4 separate regions of the Homo sapiens genome follow, and all the other regions are linked to region 1. Evidence: chromatin contacts called from ENCODE Hi-C or POLR2A ChIA-PET data. All regions are on one chromosome and are shown on one strand. Each heading gives the region's core, a stretch centred on a gene start or an enhancer-like site at or near the end of the contact. The rest is flanking DNA. Distances are from core to core; before and after follow the strand shown.

Region 1 (3,683 bases), core at 504-3,003:
GCTCGCTCCTGTAATTCCAGCACTTTGGTAGGCCGAGGTGGGTAGATTACCTGAGGTCAGGAGTTCAAGACCAGCCTGGCCAACATGGTGAAACCCTGTCTCTACTGAAAATACGAAAATTAGCCGGGCGTGGTGGCACATGCTTGTAATCCCAGCTACTCAGGAGGCTGAGGCAGGAGAATCGCTTGAGCCCAGAAGGTGGAGGTTGCAGTGAGCCAAGATCGTGCCACCGCACTCCAGCCTGGCTGACAGAGTGAGATTCTGTCCAAAAAAACAAAACAAACAAAACAAAACAAAACAAAAAAATCCTCCCACCTCAGTCTCCTGAGTAGCTGGGACTATAGGTGCGCACCACCATGCCCGGCTAATTTTTATTTTTGTAAAGATGGGGTCTTACTCTATTGCCCAGGATCGTCTCAAACTCCTGGCTTCAAGCCATCCTCCCACCTCCATTTCCCAAAATGTTCGGATTCCAGGTATAAGCCACTATGCCCAGCCCAGACTCATTTATCTAATTACTGACTTGATATCTCTACTTGAAGGTGTACTTGGCAATTTTTTTTTTTTTGAGACACAGTCTCACTCTGTTACCCAGGCTGAAGTGCAGTGGCATAATCACTGCACTACAACCTCCCCCTCCTCGGTTCAAGCAATTCTTGTGCCTCGGCCTCCCGAGTAGCTCGGATTACAGGCACGCACCACCATGCCCAGCTAATTTTTGTATTTTTAGTAGAGACGGGGTTTCACCATGGTGGCCAGGCTGGTCTCGAACTCCTGACCTCAAGTGATCTGCCTGCCTCGGCCTCCCAATGTGCTGGGATTACAGGCGTGAACCACCACGCCTGGCCAGCAATTATTTTAAGAGTTGGGGTCTTGCTATTTTGCTAAGGCTGGTCTTGAACTCCTGGCCTCAAGCGATCCTCCTGCCTTGGCCTTCCAAAGCGCGGGGATTATGGACATGAGCCACTGTGCCCAGCAGGAGCAGTATTTTAGTCAGTTATTCACTTGCTCACTAAAACCTAAACTTCCTGAGGCCAGGAACACATTTTACTTTTTTTTTTTTTCGAGATGGAGGGTTGCTCTGTTGCCCAGGCTGGAGTGCAGGGGCGCCATGTTGGCTCACTACAACCTCCGCCTCCCAGGTTCAAGTGATTTTCCCGCCTCAGCCTCCTGAGTAGCTGGGATTACAGGCATCCGCCACCATGCCTGGCTAATTTTTTTATTTTTGGTAGAGACGGGTTTCACCATGTTGGCCAGGCTGGTCTCCAACGTCTGACCTCAAGTGATCCACCCGCCTTGGCCTCCCAAAGTGCTGGGATTACAGGCGTGAGCCACTGTGCCCAGCCATGGGACCCACTTTACTCTTAATTTCCCCAATTCCTAGAACAGTGTGTGGCCCACAGGAAATCCGCAGAATATATTTGCAGAATGAATGAATGACTTGCCAAACGAATTAGGGCAAATCAGTAGATATCGAGTAAACATCCACAACCACCTGCCCCATACCCTTTTCAGCTCTGGGGAGATGGTGGCTCCTTGTGGGGTCGGATATGGGGGTCTCCTTTCCTTTCACCCTCCTGCCTCGTGGGGGAGTCAAGTCTCCGCAGGCGGAGAGCCCGGATGCAGGCGCGACTAGGCGGCCCTCTCTATGGTGAGCCCCCCGGTCCCTCCTCCGCAGTACCCGGAGTGCCTCTATGGTTCTTCCTGTCCTTAGTCGGGAGGGGGCGCTGTGCGCAGGCGCGAGGTGACGCCGCGGCAGGGCCGGAAGGAGTGCAGCGGCTGCCACGGAGCTCGCAGCTGCGGCTTCTGAGGAGTAAGCGGCGCGGTAGCGAAGGCCGCCGAACCTGCCTGGCTAGCCGGCGACTTGAGTGACGAGTGAGTGTCGGCTGCGGGGCGCGCTCGAGCTCCTGGGCGGGTCTGTGAGGCGACGCGGCCTCTCTGAGGGGCGCCTCTGTGGAGCTCCGGGGGTGGGGGCGGGGGCGCGGGCCGTGAGGGCCGCCGAGCTGAGGGGCGCGGGCCGAGGCCCGGGCGGGATCGGGCCAAGGGGCTGGGCTGGGCGTCTCGAGCCCGGTGCGGTGGCGAGGCTGGAGCGACAAAGGCGCTGAGCGGCCGGGTGGCCCCCTCTCGCCACTTCGCGAAGTTTCGCGGGCCGGCCCCTCGGGTCTGCTGCGCGAGGGCAACAGCCCGGGAGACCGCGCTTCCCTCCCCCGGGCCCGAGGCCGCCGCGGAGGCGGTGTCCGTGCACCCGAGCGCGGCCTGGAGGAGCGGCGGGAGGCGGGCCGTGCCTGTGAACCCCAGCCCAGGCGGGCGGCGTTTTTCCTCCTCTTCCCTCACATCTGGAGCGCGTGTTCCGCGAAAGTTGGCGACTGTCACCCGGCACTCGCGAGGGCGCCGCAAGTGCGTCAAACCCTTCTGCGGGGCGCTGGGGGCTGGCCCGGCTCGGGTGTCCGGGCGCTGGGCAGCGAGCGAGGCCGCTGTCCCCGCGTCGAGGTGGTTCTGCTCCCGGTGGAACAGGACCAGGGATCCAAGACTCTGGGCCACTTGCAACCAACCCTGGAGCGTGCGCGGCGTGCGGGTTACAGAAATTTCTGACAAATCCGACAGGGCTCTGTAAATCCCTAAGGGCCTGGGTAGCAGCTGTCCTAGGTACTTAGATCGTGCAAAGAGAACGTTCTTTTTTCTTTTACTTTTTTTTTTTTCTCCTTTTCTTTGAGACGGAGTCTTGCTCTGTTGCCCAGGCTGGAGTGCAGTGGCGCGATCCCGGCTCACTGCAAGCTCTGCCTCCCGGATTCAAGCGATTTTCCTGCCTCAGCCTCACAGGGATTGCCTCAGCTGGGATTACAGGCATTTGCCACCACGTCCAGCTAATTTTTGTATTTTTAGTAGAGACGGGATTTCTCCGTGTTGGCCAGGCTGGTCTCTAACGTCTGACCTCAGGTGATCCCTCCGCCTCGGCCTCCCAAAGTGCTACAGTCTTTTCAAAAGACGTTTCAGATATGTTCTCCGGGACCCTCGGGCCCTTCAGTAAGAAGCGCCCTGGCTGAAAACCCACACGTTCACCTACAGAAGAAGCACTGTGACGTAGAGGGTGAGCAGAGCAGAGGGCCTCACAGTGGCCCTCACATGCACCTGGCTCCAGCCTGGCCAGGTCATTTTGCCCTGGTGGGCCTGTGCCTCAAAAATGGGGTTTCTTCCCTTGTGAGGAAGACCCATGAATTAGTAACGGAATTGCCAGGAATGCTAAAAACTATCTAAATGCCATGTATTGTTTTCAAGCTGTTACTCCTGGAAGGGGCTGGGTTGGCATTGTTTTAGAGGTTAGGAGCCAAACATCAGCTCATCTATTCTCCAGCTGTTGTTTGTCCTCCATCTTCCTGCAATAGTCAGGCACAGGGTCTTATAAAAATGGGTTTGTGCTGCTGTATGTTTCGGTGGGTACCTTTGTTTACTGAATGGGATGTAGGTGGGGGACCAGAGCATATCCGCGTCCCTCGGAAACAGTGGCGTTTTAGATGTAGTATGTCCCGTCAGCTCCTCTCTGCCCCACCCACCCCAGCCCATTCATTGAGCATTTTTTTTTTTTTTTTGAGGCGGAGTCTGGCTGTATTTCCCAGGCTAAAGTGCAGTGGTGCCATCTCTGCCCACTGCACCCTCCGCCTGCCAGCTTCAAGTAATTCTCCTGC
Region 2 (3,683 bases), core at 466-2,965, 730 kb before region 1:
ATTTTATTTTATTTATTTTCTGAGACAGGGTCTCACTCTGTCACCCAAGCTGGAGTGCAGTGGTGCAAACACAGCTCACTGCAGCCTCGAACTCCCAGGCTGAAGTGATCCTTGTGCCTCTGCCCCCCAGGTAGTTGGGACTACAGGCACTCGCCTACCATGCCCAGCTAATTTTTTTTTTTTTTTTAGTAGAGACAGGGTTTTGCCATGTTGCTGGTCTTGAACTCCTGGGCTCAAAAGATTTGCCCATTTTAGCCTTCCAAAGTGCTGGGATTACAGGTGTGAGCCACTGCTCCCAGCCCCTTGTATATTTTATTTTATTTATTTATTTATTTATTTATTTATTTTGAAGCAGAGTTTTGCTCTGTCGCCCAGGCTGGAGTTCAGTGGCATGATCTTGGCTCACTTCAACCTCTGCCTTCCCGGTTCAAGTGTGTCTCCTGCCTCAGCCTCCTGAGTAGCTGGGATTACAGGCGCCCACCACCATGCCTGGCTAATTTTTGTACTTTTAGTAGAGATGGGGTTTCACCATGTTGGCCAGGCTGGTCTCGAACTCCTGACTCAGGTGATCCCCCTGCCTCAGCCTGCCAAAGTGCTGGGATGACTTGTGAGCCACGACGGCTGGACACCTTTGTATATTTTAGATGCTGATTTCTCCTTGATTTTGAACATTGTAAATTTCTCTCCCATTTGTTACTTCTGTTATTAGGTCTGTTGTGTCTAATATGAATGTGTCTAAGTTGGGCTTCCTTGAATAGATAACCTTGATTTTGCATAATCAAACTCACCACATTTTTGGTCTTATAGTTTTGTGTAGGGTCCAGCCCTACAGGGCCTGTGGGTTTTTCTCTTCGTGTGCGGAGATGAGAGATCGTAGAAATAAAGACACAAGACGGCTGGGCGCGGTGGCTCATGCCTGTAATCCCAGCACCTTGGGAGGCTGAGATGGGCAGATCACGAGGTCAGGAGATCGAGACCATCCTGGCTAACATGGTGAAACCCCGTCTCTACTAAAAATACAAAAAAAAAATAGCCGGGCGTGGTGGCAGGCGCCTGTAGTCCCAGCTACTCGGGAGGCTGAGGCAGGAGAATGGTGTGAACCTGGGAGGCGGAGCTTGCAGTGAGACGAGATTGTGCCACTGCACTCCAGCCTGGGTGACAGAGCCAGACTGTCTCAAAAAAAAAAAAAAGAAAGAAAGACACAAGACAAAGAGATAGAAGAAAAGACAGCTGGGCCCGGGGGACCACTACCACCAAGACGCGGAGACCAGTAGTGGCCCCGAATGCCTGGCCGTGCTGTTATTTATTGTGTACAAGGCAAAGGGGCAGGGTATGGAGTGAGAGTCATCTCCAATGATAGGTAAGGTCATGTGAGTCACGTGTCCGCCAGACAGGGGGCCCTTCCCTATTTGGTAGCTGAGGCGGAGAGAAAGAGGGGACAGCTTACGTAATTATTTCTTCTATGCATTTTAAAGACTTTAGTACTTTCACTAATTCTGCTGCTGCTATCTAGAAGGTGGAGCCGAGTGCACAGGGCAGAACATGAATGCGGACCAGGAGCGTGACCACTGAAGCACAGCATCACAGGGACAGCGTTAGGCCTCTGGGTGGCTGCGGGCGGGCAAGCAGTGGTGGAGCAGAGTCTTCTTTAACTCCACCAGGAAAGGGAGACTCCCTTTCCCGGTCTGCTAAGCAACGGGTGCCTTCCCAGGCACTGGCGTTACCAGTAGACCAGGGAGCCCTCTAGTGGCCCTGTCCAGGCATAACGGAGGGCTCACACTCTTGTCTTTTGGTCACTTCTCACCGTGTCCCTTCAGCTCCTATCTCTGTATGGCCTGGTTTCTCCTAGGTTATAATTGTAGGACAAAGATTATTATAATATTGGAATAAACAGTAATGCTACAAACTAATTATTAATAATATTCATATACATATCTATAATCTATTTCTAGTATAACTATTCTTATTCTATGTATTTTCTTTATTATATTGGAACAGCTTGTGCCCTCGGTCTCTTGCCTTGGCATCTGGGTGGCTTGCCGCCCACAGTTTTGGCTTTTGAAATTTTAAGCTCTTCCCTGCTTCTAGGTCAAAAGATATTCTCCTACTTTATTTTTATTTATTTATTTATTTATTTTTTATTATTATTATTTTGAGACGGGGTCTTGCTCTGTCACCCAGGCTGGAGTGCAATGGCGCGATCTCAGCTCACTGCAACCTCCACCTCCCGGGTTCAAGCGATTCTGCTGCCTCAGCCTCCCGAGTAGCTGGGATTACAGGCACACACCACCACGCCTGGCTGATTTTTGTATTTTTAGTAGAGAGGGGGTTTCACCACGTTGGCCAGACTGGTCTCGAACTCCTGAGCTCGTGATCCACCCACCTCAGCCTCCCAAAGTGCTAGGATTACAGGCGTGAGCCACCACCCCCAGCCTATTTTTATTTTTGTTTATTTATTTATTTTTTTGAGACAGAGTCTCGCTCTGTGGCCCAGGATGGAGTGTAGTGGCGCAATCTTGGCTCGGTGCAACCTCCGCCTCCCCGAGCTCAGGCGAGGCGATTCTCCTGCCTCAGCCTCCTGAGTAGCTGGGATTACAGGTGCACACCAACATGCCTACCACATTTTTGTATTTTTTTGTAGAAACAGGGTTTACCATGTTGGCTAAGCTGATCTTGAGCTCCCGACCTCAGATGATTCGCCTGCCTCAGCCTCCCAAAGTGCTGGGATTATAGGCATGAGCCACCATGCCTGGCCTGCTCTATATGTTTTTTGGTTTTTTGGGTTTTTTTGAGACAGAGTCTTGCTCTGTCACCCAGGCTGGAGTGCAGTGGCGCAATCTCAGCTCACTACAACCTCCGCCTCCCAGTCTAAGCGATTCTCCTACTTCAGCCTCCTGAGTAGCTGGGACTGAGGGTACATGCCACCACGCCCAGCTAATTTTTGTATTTTTAGTAGAGAGGGGGTTTCACTATGTTGGCCAGACTGGTCTTGAACTCCCGATCTGAGGTGATCCAACCGCCTCGGCCTCCCACAGTGCTGGGATTACAGGCGTGAGCCGCCACGCCAGGCCTGCTCTGTGTGTTTTAATCTTCACAACAGCTCTATGAGGTAGATGCTATTTTTATCCCCATTTTACAAATGAGGAAACTGAGGCACAGAGAGGGTAAGTCACTTGAGAAAGGTCACTTAGCTGGTAAGTGGCAGAGCTGAGATTGGAGTCTGGCTACCCTATCCCTGGAGCCTGCCTTCCTGCCCACTTCTCTCTCTCTCTCTTTTTCTTTTCTTTTTTTTTTTTTTTGAGTTGGAGTCTCACTCTGTCTCCCAGGCTGGAGTGCAGTGACACGATCTCAGCTCACTGCAACCTCCACTTCCCAGGCTCAAGCAATTCTCCTGCCTCAGCCTCCCGAGTAGCTGGGATTACAGGTGTGCACCACCACACCTGACTAATTTTTATACTTTCAGTAGAGACGGCCTTTCACCATGTTGGCTGGGCTGGTCTCGAACTCCTGACCTCAAATGATCCACCTGCCTCGGCCTCTCAAAGTGCTGGGATTACAGGCGTGAGCCACTGTGCCCGGCCCCCACTTCTGTCTTTGAAGGGTAGGGATAGGGCATGAGGGCAGACGCTGTGGCTTGGAAGTGCCGTCTTGTCTACCCCCACTCTGTGCATCATGGTAAGCCC
Region 3 (3,683 bases), core at 519-3,018, 670 kb before region 1:
ATCTTGGCTCACTGCAACCTCTGCCTCCCAGGTTCAAGCGATTCCCCTGCCTCAGCCTCCCAAGTAGCCAGGACTACAGGTGCGTGCCACCACACTTGGCTAACTTTTTTTTTAAATTTTAGTAGAGACGAGGTTTCACCATGTTGGCTAAGATGGTCTCGATCTCCTCCTGACCTCGTGATTCGCCCACCTTAGCCTCCCAAAGTGTTGGGATTACAGGCGTGAGGCACCGCGCCTGGCCTGCAATGTAATTTTATGCACAAAGTGCAGCCTTGCAAAGTCCCAGGCAGGGTGCAGGCTTTATCTGAAGGTTCACAAAGTCACCCTGGCTGCTGAAGAGGGCACAGCAGAATGAGAAAGCACAGTGGGGTGATGAGCCCAGGCAGGAGATGAAGGTGGCTCAGACCAGGGTGGGGCAGTGGGGGTACTGAAAAGCGCTCAGACTCCACCCCGCCAGCTGCAGGGTGGTTTCAGACCCTGAACTCGAGGGGTTCCTAACACGGGCTCCTTACAGCAAGGGGCACAGATGGAAGCAATGTTGTCCCATGCTTGCAAGTCTCACAGAACGGGATATGAGTCCCACACCTGCCATTGACAGCCTGGGTCTCTAGGCTAGCTAATTCCTCCAGGCCTGAAGCGTCCCTCCTTATAAAATGAAAATTTCGGTCAGGTGTAGTGGCTCACGCCTGTAATACCAGCACTTTGGGAGGCTGCGGCGGGAGGATGGTTTGAGGCCAGGAGTTCAAGACCGGCCTGGGCAACAGAGTGAGACTCCGGTCTCTACAAAAAATAGGAAAATTTATGGAGAAACCCCATCTCTACTAAAAATACAAAATTAGCTGGGCATGGTGACACATGCCTGTAATCCCAGCTACTCAGGAGGCTGAGGCAGGAGAATCGCTTGAACCCAGGAGATGGAGGTTGTGGTGAACCAAGATCGCGCCATTGCACTCCAGCCTGGGGCAACAAGAGCAAAACTATGTCTCTAAATAAATAAATAAATAAATAAATAAATAAATAAAAATAAATTAGCCGGGAGTGTGGCACGTGCCTTTGGTCTCAGCTACTCAGGAGGTTGAGGTGGGAGAGTCGCTGGAATCCAGGAATTCAAGGCGGCATTCAGGAGTTCAAGGCTGCAGTGAGTCATGATTGCGCCACTGCACTCCACCCTGAACGACAGAGCCATACGCTGCCTTAAACAAACAGACAAACAGGGCCGGGCGCAGTGGTTCACGCCTGTAATCCTAGCACTTTGAGAGGCCCAGGCGGGCGGATCACTTGAGGTCAGGGGTTCGAGACCAGCCTGGCCAACATGGTGAAACTTCGTCTCTACTAAAAATACAAAAATTAGCCGTGGTGGCGCGCTCCTGTAATCACAGCTACACCGGAGCCTGAGACAGGTGAATCGCTTGAGCCCGGGAGGCGGAGGATGCAGTGAGCCGAGATCACACCCACTGCACTCCAGCCTGGGAACAGAGCGAGACTCCGTCACCAAAAAAAAAAAAAAAAAAAAAAAAAAAAAAAAAAAAAAAAGGAAAAGGAAATATCACCAGAACGGATATCACTGCACTCTTCACGAAAAAGAAAAAGAAAATACCAGAACGGATTTCACCGACCGGCAGACCTGCAATCGACTCAGCCAGCGCCTTCCGGATCAGCGTTTCTGCGCAGGCGCAGACAGCTCCGGCGGAAGAGGCGGTGTAGGGCTCAGTGCGCTTGCGCCGATCTCGGCCTCAGCGTGAGCATGCGCAGGTCCCCGCCCTCGCTGCGTTTGCGCTTGAGCGCCGATAATTTGGTGGCGGCGTCCGGAGGGTGCTGGTTTGTTCTCGGTGAACGGCGCGCGGGGTCTCTCCTGAGTGCGAGCTACGGGACCTTCGCCATGCCGGGGATGGTACTCTTCGGCCGGCGCTGGGCCATCGCCAGCGACGACTTGGTCTTCCCAGGGTTCTTCGAGCTGGTCGTGCGAGTGCTGTGGTAAGGACGGCGGCTACGGGGGCGGTGGAGCCCACCGGAGAGGGAGCGGGGGGCGAGCTGTCCCTTGAGACGGTGACAGAAGTGGCTTCCCAAGCACTGTCGCGGTCCCAGCGCTGGCCACGCATCCTCTTATCGAGTTCTCACCACTGCCCGAAGAGGTGGGCAGTGGTGCTGTGTCCATTTGACGGATGACAAACCGAAGCCCCCAGAGTGTGTGGGCTGACCCCGGGGGACAAACAGGGGGTTTCGAAGTCCGCGCAGCAGGACGCGAGCACCCCTTTGTGTGCAGCGCCGAGACCTGGCCCTGGGGTGCCACGAGGGTGTTACCGCCGGCAAAAGCCTTGGCCTCGAGTTCTCCTTTCTTGAGGCGGGAGCAGCCACTTGTGCCCTTCCTTCCCTTTGTACGGGGCACTTGAATCTGCAACACGAAGGATAGGAAAAAATACCGAGCCGGTTGTGGCTGCATTTCGTGAGAAGCAGACAGGCTCAACATACAACGCTGTTGTCTTTCAAAGTGTGGAATCAGTGGGAAGTGGCATTGGTACCTGAAGTCTGTTCCCAGAGGATCTGTGCAGGGAATGAATCATTGTTATGCAAAAGTAGATTCTTGGCTGGGCGCCATGGCTCACGCCTGTTATCTCAGCACATTGAGAGGCTGAGACGGGAGGATTGCTTGAGGGCAGGAGTTTGAGACCAACCTGGGCAACATAGTGAGACCCCTTTTCTTTTTATTTTTTTGAGACAGGGTCTCACTCTGCTACCCAGGCGGGAGTGCAGTGGTGCGATCACCACTCACTGCAGCCTCAACCTCCTGGGCTCAAGCGATCTTCCCACTTCACTCTTCCAAGTAGCTGGGACCACAGACTCGTGCCACCACGCCCAGCTAACTTTTTCTATTTTTTGTAGAGATGGAGTCTCACCGTGTTGCCCAGGCTAGTGTCCAACTCTTGTGCTCAAGTGATCCTCCTGCCTTGGCCTCCCAAAGTGCTAGGATTACAGACGTGAGCCGCCGTGCCGGGCCTAGATCTTTTATTGTTGGCAATTATATTCCAGGCCAGGTGCAGTGATTCATGCCTGTAATCCCAGCACTTTGGGAGGCCAAGGCAGGAAGATCACTTGAAGCCAGGAGTTCAAGACCAGTCTGGGCAACATAGCAAGACCCTGTCTCTACAAAAAGAAAATTATATTCCAAAGTGAACCTTGCCTTGTTTTGGAAAATATTAACTCCTTTTATTTCTTTTTTTTTTTTTTTTTTTTTTTTTTTTTTTTTGAGACGGAGTCTCATATCGTTGCCCAGGCTGGAGTGCAGTGACACGATCTCGGCTCACTGCCACCTCCACGTCCCAGGTTCAAGCAATTCTCCTGTCTCAGCCTCTCGAGTAGCTGGGACTACAGGTGCGCACCACTACGCCCAGCTATTTTTTTTTTTTTTTTTGTATTTTTCGTAGAGACAGGGTTTCACCATGTTGATCAGGATGGTCTCGATCTCCTGACCTTGTGATCCGCCCACCTCACCCTCCCAAAGTGCTGTGATTACAGGTGTGAGCCACCGCGCCCTGTCCCCTTTTATTTCTTTGTATCATGTTCTACACAGCAGCTCCTTGGATTTCATTTCTGACCCTTCCCTTTTTTTTTTTTGCCAGGTGGATTGGCATTCTGACGTTGTATCTCATGCACAGAGGAAAGCTGGACTGTGCTGGTGGAGCCTT
Region 4 (3,683 bases), core at 368-2,867, 590 kb after region 1:
GGAGGTGCTATTGAGTGCCTGCTGTACACCACCCACTGAGTGTTGTCCATTCTACAATTCACTTTTAATTTCCTAAAGAATCTTACCTTCTGCTATGTTAATTCCACTCAGCCAGTAACAACTCAACCAATGACTTAGTAAGATGCCAAATGCCCCACTCCTTCTCTTTCCTCACTTCCTCTTACTCACTTCCAAGATGGCTCTCCTCCCTGCCAACCCCATAACTCACCCTTCTCTCTCCAGAAAGCTCGCTCATCTATTAACCATCCCCACAAGTCCTCCTCCCAGGCAGCATCCAACCCGTATCAGTGGGGACAAACAGCGTTCCGAATGCACGGGCTGGCATTAAGGCCTTCTCTTGCCCTGAGGATGACCCACCCGCTGGAGCTCTGAGACTCCTGGGGCACTGGTCCGTAACGCCTCTCTTGGCTCAGTTTCTCCCTAGCTAGGTCAGATGCCAAGGTTATTGCTAAGTTTGTTACTTGCTGGAGAAGACATCAAAGTTGATGTCCCAAAAAGAACAGGGAGGGCCGCGCACGGTGGCTCACACCTGTAATCCCAGCACTTTGGGAGGCTGAGGTGGGCGGATCACTTGAGGTCAGGAATTTGAGACCAGCCTGACCAACATGGTGAAACCCTGTCTCTACTACAAATACAAAAAAGTTAGCTGGGCACAGTGGCGCGTGCCTGTAGTCTCAGCTACTCGGGAGGCTGAGGCAGGAGAATCGCTTGAACCCAGGAGGCGGAGGTTGCAGTGAGCTGAGATGGCACCACTGCACTCCAGCCTGGGCAACAGAGCAAGACTCTGTCTCAAAACAAAACAAACCCCAAAAAACAAAAACAAACAAAAAAACAGTGAGAAACGAAGAAAAGAAAATCAAGAGAGAGAGAAGGGTCTTAAGACGATGAAAAGACAAGGAGAAGGGCCTGATTCAAAGGAGAGTGAGTGGGAGACGCTGAGCAAGCAGCGGGAAGAGGAGACGAGAGGAGAGGAAGCGACCCACACCCAGCGCTCCACAGGCGGCCAAGACAAGTCAAGCCCCAAAGTTCGGCCCCAACTTTGCGAGAAGTAGTTAAGTCTGAAGCCAGGGGGCCTCCCCGCAAGAGGGTGAAAGCAGCCCCCTCTCCACCACCTCTCCCGCTCCGGGACCGCAGCTCCAGGCCAGCACCCGAGGGTCTCCCTGGAGGGCGCCCCTCCCTGCACGCCCCGGGCCCGCCCCTGGGGACGCCTCTGCGCGCCTTGGCCCGCGGGGAGGCCGAGCCTGCGACGCCGCCGAGCTTGGCAGCGAGGCCCTCCCCCTAGCCCGGGTCCGACCCTGGCCTCACCCCGACTCCGACCCCCGACCCCGGCCTTACGTGTTGTCCTGGTTGAAGTTGGCGAAGAGCAGCTGGCCGGCGCCGGCCTCCCCGCTCTGGCTCGCCAGGTTCATGGCTGGGCGCGCGGCGAGTGGGCCCGGCCGGGGAGGGCGCGCGCGCGAGGGCGGGTCAGGCTGCACTCAGGGTCGGCGCCGGGCCCCGCTCGCCGCCTCGGTCGCCGCCACTCGCCACCCTGGGATCAACCGCCGCCTCATCCCGTCCCCGCTCTTGTTTATGCTCCAGAGCCGGGGCACCCGGTACGCCTGCGCGGCCCCGCCCCCGCGACGCACGGCCTCGAGCGGCGCAGTCGCACTGCGGAGGCCCCGCCCTCTCACCGCCTGCCTGGGCTTGGGTTCCGGTGGATCACGCAGGCGTGGGGACGCGTCGGGGCGCGCTGGGCCTGGCTGAGGGCGAGCGGCGGCCGCTCATGCGCATGGGGCAGAGCTGGCGGGAGTCTGTTTTCTGCGTACCCTCCTCTTAATAACACTCAATGGCCAGGCACGGTGGCCTGTAATCCCAGCATTTTGGGAGGCCAAGGCGGGCGGATCACCTAAGATCAGAAGTTCGAGACCAGCCTGGCCAACATGGTGAAACCCCGTCTCTACTAAAAATACAAGAAAAATTAGCCGGGCTTGGTGGTGTACGCCTGTAATCCCAGCTACTCGGGAGGCTGAGGCAAGATAATCGCTTGAACCCAGGAGGCGGAGATTGCAGTGAGCCGAGATCATGCCACTGCAATCCATCCAGCCTGGGCCATAGAGCGAGACTCTGTCTCAAACAACAACAAAAACAAAAACAAAAACACCCCAATGGGCCCTCCATGTGCCAATCACTGTGCTGAATGCTTCTGCGCATTACCTTATCATTTTATTATTTTGAAAGACAAGGTCTCGCTCTGTTGCCTAGGCTGGAGTGCAGAGGCTCAATCACAGCTCACTGCAGCCTCAAACTCAGGCTCAAGCGATCCTCCCACCTTAGCCTCCCAAGTAGCTGGGACCACAAATGCATGCCACCACACCCTGCTAACTTTTAAGTTTTTTGTAGAGATGGGGTGGGGGCGGGGGGGGTCTTACTCTGTTGCCTAGGCTGGTCTCGCACTCCTGGCCTCAAGTGATGCTCCCACCTCGGCCTCCCAAAGTACTGGGATTACAGATGTGAGCCACTGTGCCCAGCCACATTATCTTATTTGATGCCCATTACAATCCTAAGTAGAGAATAGTATATCTTAATTTTACAGATTTGAAAATCGAGGCTCAGAAATAATTATTAGCCAAGTGCTAGATCTGAGACTGGAAACGTCCTGTTTCTCCAAGGTCCATACTGTCTGGGTTCCTGGGACAGAATCGTCCCTTAAATTTATTCATTCATTCAACAGTATTTAGGACGCACCTCTCATGTGAACTAAATAGGCCTCCTCCTTTCCCTCAGAGAAGTTATAATGGGGAGATATTTAAATATAAATAGAAGGCCAGGTGTGGTGGCTCTTACCTGTAATCCCAGCACTTTGGGAGGCTGAGGCGGGTGGATCACCTGAGGTCGGGAGTTCCAGACCAGCCTGGCTAACATGGTGAAACCCCGTCTCTACTAAAAGTACAAAAGTTAGCTGGGTATGGTGGTGGGCACCTGTAATCTCAGCTACTAGGGAGGCTGAGGTGGGAGAATTGCTTGAGCCCCACAGGTGGAGGTTGCAGTGAGCCGAGATTGCACCTCTGCACTCCAGCCTGGACGGACGACAGAGTGAGACTCCATCTAAAAAGTAAAATAAAATAGGCTGGGCATGGTGACTCACGCCTGTAACCCCAGCACTTTGGGAGGCTGAGGCAGGTGGATCACCTGAGGTCATGAGTTTGAGACTAGCCTGCCCAACATGGTGAAACCCTGTCTCTAGGAAAAATGTAAAATATTAGCCAGTTGTGGTGGCACGGCCCTGTAATCCCAGCTACTCAGGAGACTGAGATGGGAGAATTGCTTGAACCCAGGAGGTGAAGGCTGCAGTGAGCCGAGATCATGCCACTGCACTCCAGCCTGGGCGACACAGTGAGACTCCATCTCAAAAAATAAAATAAATAAATATAATTAGAAACTCGGGGGTACAATGAGCGAATATATATATATATATATATATATATATATTTTTTTTTTTTTTTTTTTTTTTTTTGAGACGGAATTTCACCTTCTTGACCAGGCTGGAGTGCGATGGCGCAATCTCGGCTCACTGCAACGTCCACCTTCCGGGTTCAAGTGATTCTCCTGCCTCAGCCTCCCGAGTAGCTGGGATTACAGGTGTGCACCATCACGCCCAGTTAATTTTTGTATGTTTAGTGGAG

The links. Hi-C counts contacts between places; a loop is a spot of excess contacts on that map. ChIA-PET counts read pairs that join two places held with the same protein, here RNA polymerase II (POLR2A). Pooled maps may share reads with other maps.
Region 2: a pooled map shows a loop between it and region 1 (3-fold over the local background). The contact joins the enhancer-like site here to the promoter of RNF216 in region 1. A Hi-C loop is called at or near these places in 4 of 50 pooled maps. POLR2A ChIA-PET finds 5 or more read pairs at or near these places in 3 of 52 experiments (OCI-LY7, Panc1 and activated T-cell).
Region 3: a loop to region 1 is called in a pooled map, with 7 times the contacts of the local background. The contact joins the promoter of DAGLB here to the promoter of RNF216 in region 1. A Hi-C loop is called at or near these places in 7 of 50 pooled maps. POLR2A ChIA-PET finds 5 or more read pairs at or near these places in 7 of 52 experiments (A549, A673, AG04450 and 4 more).
Region 4: a loop to region 1 is called in a pooled map, with 7 times the contacts of the local background. The contact joins the promoter of WIPI2 here to the promoter of RNF216 in region 1. A Hi-C loop is called at or near these places in 6 of 50 pooled maps.

The regions. Positions count from the first base shown.
Region 1 is chr7:5,779,733-5,783,415 of GRCh38, reverse strand. It overlaps RNF216 (ring finger protein 216), which reads left to right and starts at 1,753. Exons shown (of 17, transcript NM_207111.4): 1 at 1,753-1,875. RefSeq lists a silencer at 1,955-2,344.
Region 2 is chr7:6,514,568-6,518,250 of GRCh38, reverse strand. All of the region lies in intron 7 of GRID2IP (Grid2 interacting protein), which reads left to right. LOC101927325 (a long non-coding RNA gene) reads right to left here. Exons shown (of 5, transcript XR_007060200.1): 5 at 1,216-1,845. Among named protein-coding and RNA genes, the nearest start is that of KDELR2, 32 kb to the right of the region's middle. Within about 2 kb of position 1,715, at least 2 of the 41 ENCODE cell types and tissues checked have a DNase peak (open chromatin) inside an H3K27ac peak, as active enhancers do.
Region 3 is chr7:6,446,039-6,449,721 of GRCh38, reverse strand. It overlaps DAGLB (diacylglycerol lipase beta), which reads left to right and starts at 1,768. Exons shown (of 15, transcript NM_139179.4): 1 at 1,768-1,974; 2 at 3,618-3,683. The coding sequence starts at 1,880. RefSeq lists an enhancer at 1,511-1,560.
Region 4 is chr7:5,188,167-5,191,849 of GRCh38, reverse strand. WIPI2 (WD repeat domain, phosphoinositide interacting 2) reads right to left here and starts at 1,617. Exons shown (of 13, transcript NM_015610.4): 1 at 1,357-1,617. The coding sequence starts at 1,430. RefSeq lists silencers at 1,123-1,172, 1,183-1,832.